Regions from separate parts of the Homo sapiens genome. Here region 1 is linked to region 2. The links are chromatin contacts, found by Hi-C or POLR2A ChIA-PET in ENCODE. All regions are on one chromosome and are shown on one strand. Each heading gives the region's core, a stretch centred on a gene start or an enhancer-like site at or near the end of the contact. The rest is flanking DNA. Distances are from core to core; before and after follow the strand shown. Region 1 holds the start of ARPC5 (actin related protein 2/3 complex subunit 5). Region 2 holds the start of MR1 (major histocompatibility complex, class I-related).

Region 1 (2,700 bases), core at 128-2,627, 2.6 Mb after region 2:
AAATATTTTCACTCTCATATTTCCCCACTATAACAGGACATTGTTGAGAGTCTTCCTTATGAATACACCCAAGAATTAGAAATGCATACAAATTCAGTGTCTGAGATTTTCTAAAACTACAGCTTCGGTTTTTTTGCAACATTTACATTTTTCTAAAAAAGATGTAATGCAAATGCGAAGCCAAAGTTATGAATATTCAAATATGCAAAAACAGAAACCGGGAACTGACTGCCATATTTTAACTAAAATGGAAACAATTTTAGGATTACAAAAATGATTCTGCTTTATACGAATGACTCATCTTCTATCTTATTCATTGGGGTTTATTTTAAATATTTCCAAGGATTCTCCACACGCATTCCCCGTTGTTTTTTCTATTGTCCTTTTCTTAGCAGGTAAAAGGCTCCAAGCTTCCTTCTAGGAGTTTTGTATTTTTTGTATTCATTCCCCTCCCCCAGTTAACAAATTCTGTACAATGTATATTTTGCCAAATCCCCTTCTTCTTCTTCTTTTTTTTTTTTTTTTAAAAAGGCCAATGGGCTGAAAGCACAGGGACCCTCAATTTTCGAACAGTCCCATCTCCCCCCGCCCCCCGGTAAGGAATAAACTACCTTAACGCTACCAATAACAAAAACACAACAAAAAACAAAACCACTAAGGAAAGATGCAGGTTCCCCACAATCAGAAATTTCTGGAGCTAATGTGACCCCAGGAAATCAGAGTTCTAGGAAGAAAAACTAAGGCGCTCGGCACCAGCCTTCCCCACCAGCCGGGGCCGCCTTCCCCAGCGCCGCGAGGGCGCGGCCGGCGGGACCAGTTCCCGAGGCAGGCAGGCACTCGGGTGCAACCTGAGGAATCTGGGGGCGTGGAAGGCGCGCGGGGGAGGGCAGGCTTCCAAGAGTGGGACCCTCGCGTCTCCTGCCGACTGGGTAGGAAACGGGGGCTTCCCCCTTGCCCTCTCAGAGCGGGCGATCCCAAAGAGACAGGTTAAGCCGCAGGTTGAGAGGGCAGCTCCGCGCCGGTGCCCCGCGGATCCTGCAGGCTCCCGGGTCCCAGGAGAAGGGCGGGCTGGGCTGGGCTGGGGTGGGGAGGGCGGTGAATGCAAGGATATTGCCGCAGGCAGGAGTCCACCTCGCCCTCGTCGGGCCCGGCCTGGCCGTCGCCCCCATCTTCTTCGTCCACGAACTTGTTCTCGTCATATTCATCCACGTCCACCTTCCGGAAGCGGGCCGACGACACTGTGTTCTTCGACATCCCAATCCCGACCAGCGGCAAAGGCCTCTTCTTGGCGCTGCCTCTACCTCAGCAAGCCCAGCCCAGCAACCCACTACCCGGCGCCTGATTCACTTCCCTCTTCCGCTCTGAGGCGTCGCCGACTGCCGCGGCTCGGACCGTTCTGGGCCTGCGCGCTAGCCCCGTTTCTTCCTCCTCAGGTTCGCGCTCCCTTGGCGCCTCCCACGCTGCCCCTGCTCTTCCACGGAGAGCGCGCGCGAGGGAAGGAGCGCGCAGGACACAGCGCGCAGGCGCGGGCTCTCCGCAGGCAAGGGGCGGGGCTGGGCGAAGGAGGCGGGGGCGAGAGGGAGGGCCAAAAGCTGGACCGCGGGCAGAGGTAAGAAGCGATTGGTCGTCCGATTGCGTCACGTGATTCTCGGTGGGGGGGTTCCCATAGAAACGCTTTTCTGCGGTCCAGTCTAGGGGGTCTCAGATTGGCGGGGATGGGCAGCAGCGGCAGGTGGCCTTGGCTTTTGCTGCAGCCGTCAACGACCTATCATCGGGGTCCTGCGTAAGGTCCGGCTGGCTGGGACTTGGCTGTGGGTGGGATGGACTGGCTGCCGGACCGAGTGCCCTGCAGTTGGTAGGAGTATGAGGCAGAGTGATGCACACCCGGGCGCCCAGCATCGTTCTAATTGCCGGAGACATTGCCTCAGACTGTGCGCTGCTAGAGGCTGCGTTCCTGAGCAGGAAGCCCGTTTCCTGGGATTGGAACTACCCTTCTTGGCCAGCGGGAAGTCCCCAAGGACGGAGTCGAAAGGTCAAATCTTATCTGTCAGTGCTGTGTGACAGCATCGCAACGGGATCTGCAGAACCTGAACTCGGTATCAAATCTATTGGGAGGGAGGGGAACGTGTCCGGGCAGGCGCTGGGGTCGGGTGGCAAAACTGGGGTGAATTTGTAGAATTTGGGAAAGGGTCATTGACATCTTAAAATAGGTGGTCGTTTGGAGCAAGAATGCTCGAAAGGGGTGAGGGTAGGTTAGGCTCTCTAGTGCTGGGGGAAAACAAAATGTGGAAGGATTGGTGGAAACCAGACCTTTAAGATTTATATTATGATTTGAGATTTATATGATTCCATCTAGGCCAGATTTAAAAAAATATTTGACATCCCCATTTCTGGAATGTAGGAGATAAAGGCACTAAGACGAAGGAAATGGTAGTTGTGCTGTGTGTATTACACTGAAGAACAAATATTTGCAGGATAAAATTAATTTGGACATTTGGCTGGACACTGCTCGGTATGGGTCCAGTTTAGTTGGACCTCGAGCAGAAGACTGGCTGTTGCCCTGTTGTGTACCACAATCTTTGGTTTCCAGTGCTGTGTTGAAAAGAGCACTAGGCTTAGAATCAGAAAACTCAGGCTTAAGTGTTGACTCTTCCACTCATAATGTTTGAACGAGACATGTCACTTAAAATTCTGTCTCAG
Region 2 (2,761 bases), core at 198-2,697:
AGGTAGACCTATTAGTTTCCTGTTGCTGCTATAACAAATTACCACCAACTTAGTGGCCTCGAACAATGCAAATTTATTCTTTCAAAGTTCTGGAGGACAGAAGTCCAAAAATGTGTCCTATCAGCTGAAATCAAAGTGTTGTGTTCCTTCTGGAGGCTCTAAGGAGAATCTGTTCCTTCTCTTTTCTAGTTCTAGAGGCCATCTGCGTTCCTTGGCTCATGTCCTTCTTTCAGCAATGGCATCATCACTCTGACCTTTGCTTCCATTGTCACATCTCCTTGACTCTGACCCTTTTGCCTCCCTCTAATAAGGCCCCTCTGATTACACTGGGTCCACCAGATAATCCAGGATAGCTCTCTGTCTCAAGATCCTTAATTTAATCATATCTGCCAAGGGTTTTGTTTTGTTTTATTTTGTTTTTGCCATTTAAGGTAATATATCCACAGGTTCTGGCAATTAGGTTGTGGACATCTTTGGGGCGACAATTCTCAACCTACCATACAACCGGTACATAAGGTTCTACTACCTACTAAATGCATCATAAACAGAACTTCTGATCCTTCAACAACTCTGTGAAATATATGACAGGATTTGCTTTTAAAGTTGAAGAAATCAGGCCTTGGTGCAATTTGGGATTCTGCCCATGGTCAAATAGTGGGGAGGCAAACCCAGGTCCCTGAACCCAGCTCAAGCCTGCCTGCCTCATGGCCATGCCTCCATTCACCTCTCCCCTTCATGTCTACTTCCTCTTTCCTGTCTGGGCCTGTTCCCTAGCTCCCTGGACAAGCTTAAGCTGCTGTTTTCCAGCTTGTCATGTGCTCCTTATGACAGTGTAGCCACAGCTTGATCTTGGGGATTGCTGATTGAGCAAGCTGAGTGGCTGCCCCTCAGAATCTTCTGTAGGCCTTTCTCTTGCCTTCTTTTATTCAGTAAGTGTTTTGAGCTTATTGTGCTGGGTGCTAGAGTAGCAGGGAGGACAGACCTAAGTTGAAGATTACGGGACAATCTAAGTGACACCTGCTATCTCAGACAGAGACTTCAGCATCATAGGGAGCCAGAGCAGGGAGTTCCAAGCCGTGGGAACTGTGACTCTTTCTTACTGACCCTTAAGCAAAATTCTAAGCTCCAGGGAAGCAGAGGCAGCAGCTTGAGCTCCCTGATTGACCAGATATGATTAATCTTTGTTTCTCTGTGCTTTGAACATGACTATGCTCCATAAATATTTAAAAATTGGGAATAGGGTGAAGATAGATACACCAAAAGGAGCAAGCAGTGTCTGAAACCAGCAAAGACTTAAAAGTTACCGAAGAAGGTGTTCATGCTTTCATTTTATCTTTTTTTTTTAACCTAGCAACTGATGACACTGCATATCTTCCCCTGTTCTTATTGGGAGAAGGCCTTGTGTGTCACCAAGAGGTTCTCAGAAGGGACCTGTCAGTTTTTGGTTAAAAGAACCCGGAAAGAGAAGGACTATGGGGGAACTGATGGCGTTCCTGTTACCTCTCATCATTGTGTTAATGGTGAAGCACAGCGATTCCCGTGAGTATCCCACGTCCTCTTCTCTCCTAACTCCAAAGTCGAGGCAGCCTAGAAGGCACAGCTTTTCTTCCTAAAACTTGTGGTGAAAAATATAGAAGCCAGGGGCAGAAACGTGTATGTATTACACTCAGACTCCAGGAGCAATGGATTGCCTGAACAGTTTCCCAGTTCATATTTGTAGGATTTTGATGTCACCACCTTCTGAGGGAGGGGGAGCCGTTCTAGAAAGACTCTGGAACTTCCTCACTTTCCCTCTGAGCATGGCCTCCTTTCTTTTCTGCTCATATTTTTTCTTTTACTTTTGTTTCTCCTCTTTTCTAACTTCCAGAGTCTCATGAGGATGTAGTCAGAGTTTCAGGGGCATTAACAGTGGAGTAGATCCATTGTTCAGGTTTATTTATGTTTTTCCTCAACACAAGCCCTACCTGTAATAAAAGATCCAAGAAAGATAAAACCATGGCTCTGGGTTTGTTTACTGACTGTGAGAAGTATTAATCAAGTAGAAGGGAGAGTTTTTCATTATTCGGGGAGCTCAAGTCACTGGGGAAGCAAATGCCTTCTGTTGCCTCAAATAGGGGAAAGGGCCCATGGGCTAGAACCACCAGGCTTCTCTGCCCTAATCACTTGCTCCCTGGGCTGAGGACTGGTACTGGTGGGCAGTGTCCAGAACTTAGACTTGGCCACCACCATAGGTGTGACTGATGAACATGAGAGGAAGGAGTTCTTTCAAATCACCCATGCACATAGAGAGTGGAATGACTGACCATGGAGATTTGGAAGGGCGAGGGGGGTGGATGATTAGAAATTACTTAATGGGTACAATGTGTGTTACTTGGGTGATGGATACCTTAAAGCCCCAACTTGACCACTACACAATCTATGCTATAACAAAATTGCATGTGTACATCATAAATTTATACAAATAAAAAAATTTTAAATCATATGGCTGGGAGTGGTGGCTCACACCTGTAATCCTAGCACGTTGAGAGGCCGAGGCAGACGGATCGCTTGAGGTCAGGAGTTTGAAACCAGCTTGGCCATCATAGTGAAACCCCATCTCACTAAAAATACAAAAAATTAGCTCGGCACACCCATCTCTACTAAAAATACAAAAAATTAGCTGTGCACAGTGCGCACCTGTGATCCCAGCTACTCGGGAGACTGAGGCAGGAGAATCACTTGAACCCAGGAGGCGGAGGTTGCAGTGAGCCGAGATCATGCC

Evidence for each region. Hi-C counts contacts between places; a loop is a spot of excess contacts on that map. ChIA-PET counts read pairs that join two places held with the same protein, here RNA polymerase II (POLR2A). Pooled maps may share reads with other maps.
Region 1: a map of CD8-positive, alpha-beta T cell shows a loop between it and region 2 (6-fold over the local background). The contact joins the promoter of ARPC5 here to the promoter of MR1 in region 2. A Hi-C loop is called at or near these places in 4 of 168 maps with a recorded cell type or tissue (CD8-positive, alpha-beta T cell and naive thymus-derived CD4-positive, alpha-beta T cell) and 10 of 50 pooled maps. POLR2A ChIA-PET finds 5 or more read pairs at or near these places in 2 of 52 experiments (activated naive CD4-positive, alpha-beta T cell and endothelial cell of umbilical vein).

What each region holds. Positions count from the first base shown.
Region 1 is chr1:183,634,406-183,637,105 of GRCh38, forward strand. ARPC5 (actin related protein 2/3 complex subunit 5) reads right to left here and starts at 1,378. Exons shown (of 4, transcript NM_005717.4): 1 at 1,112-1,378. The coding sequence starts at 1,254. It also overlaps a transcript of RGL1 not described here. RefSeq lists enhancers at 574-1,074, 1,072-1,351 and silencers at 662-880, 832-891, 972-1,021, 1,502-1,661.
Region 2 is chr1:181,032,536-181,035,296 of GRCh38, forward strand. MR1 (major histocompatibility complex, class I-related) reads left to right here and starts at 1,448. Exons shown (of 6, transcript NM_001385161.1): 1 at 1,448-1,539. The coding sequence starts at 1,473. RefSeq lists enhancers at 628-817, 1,018-1,117, 1,248-1,357.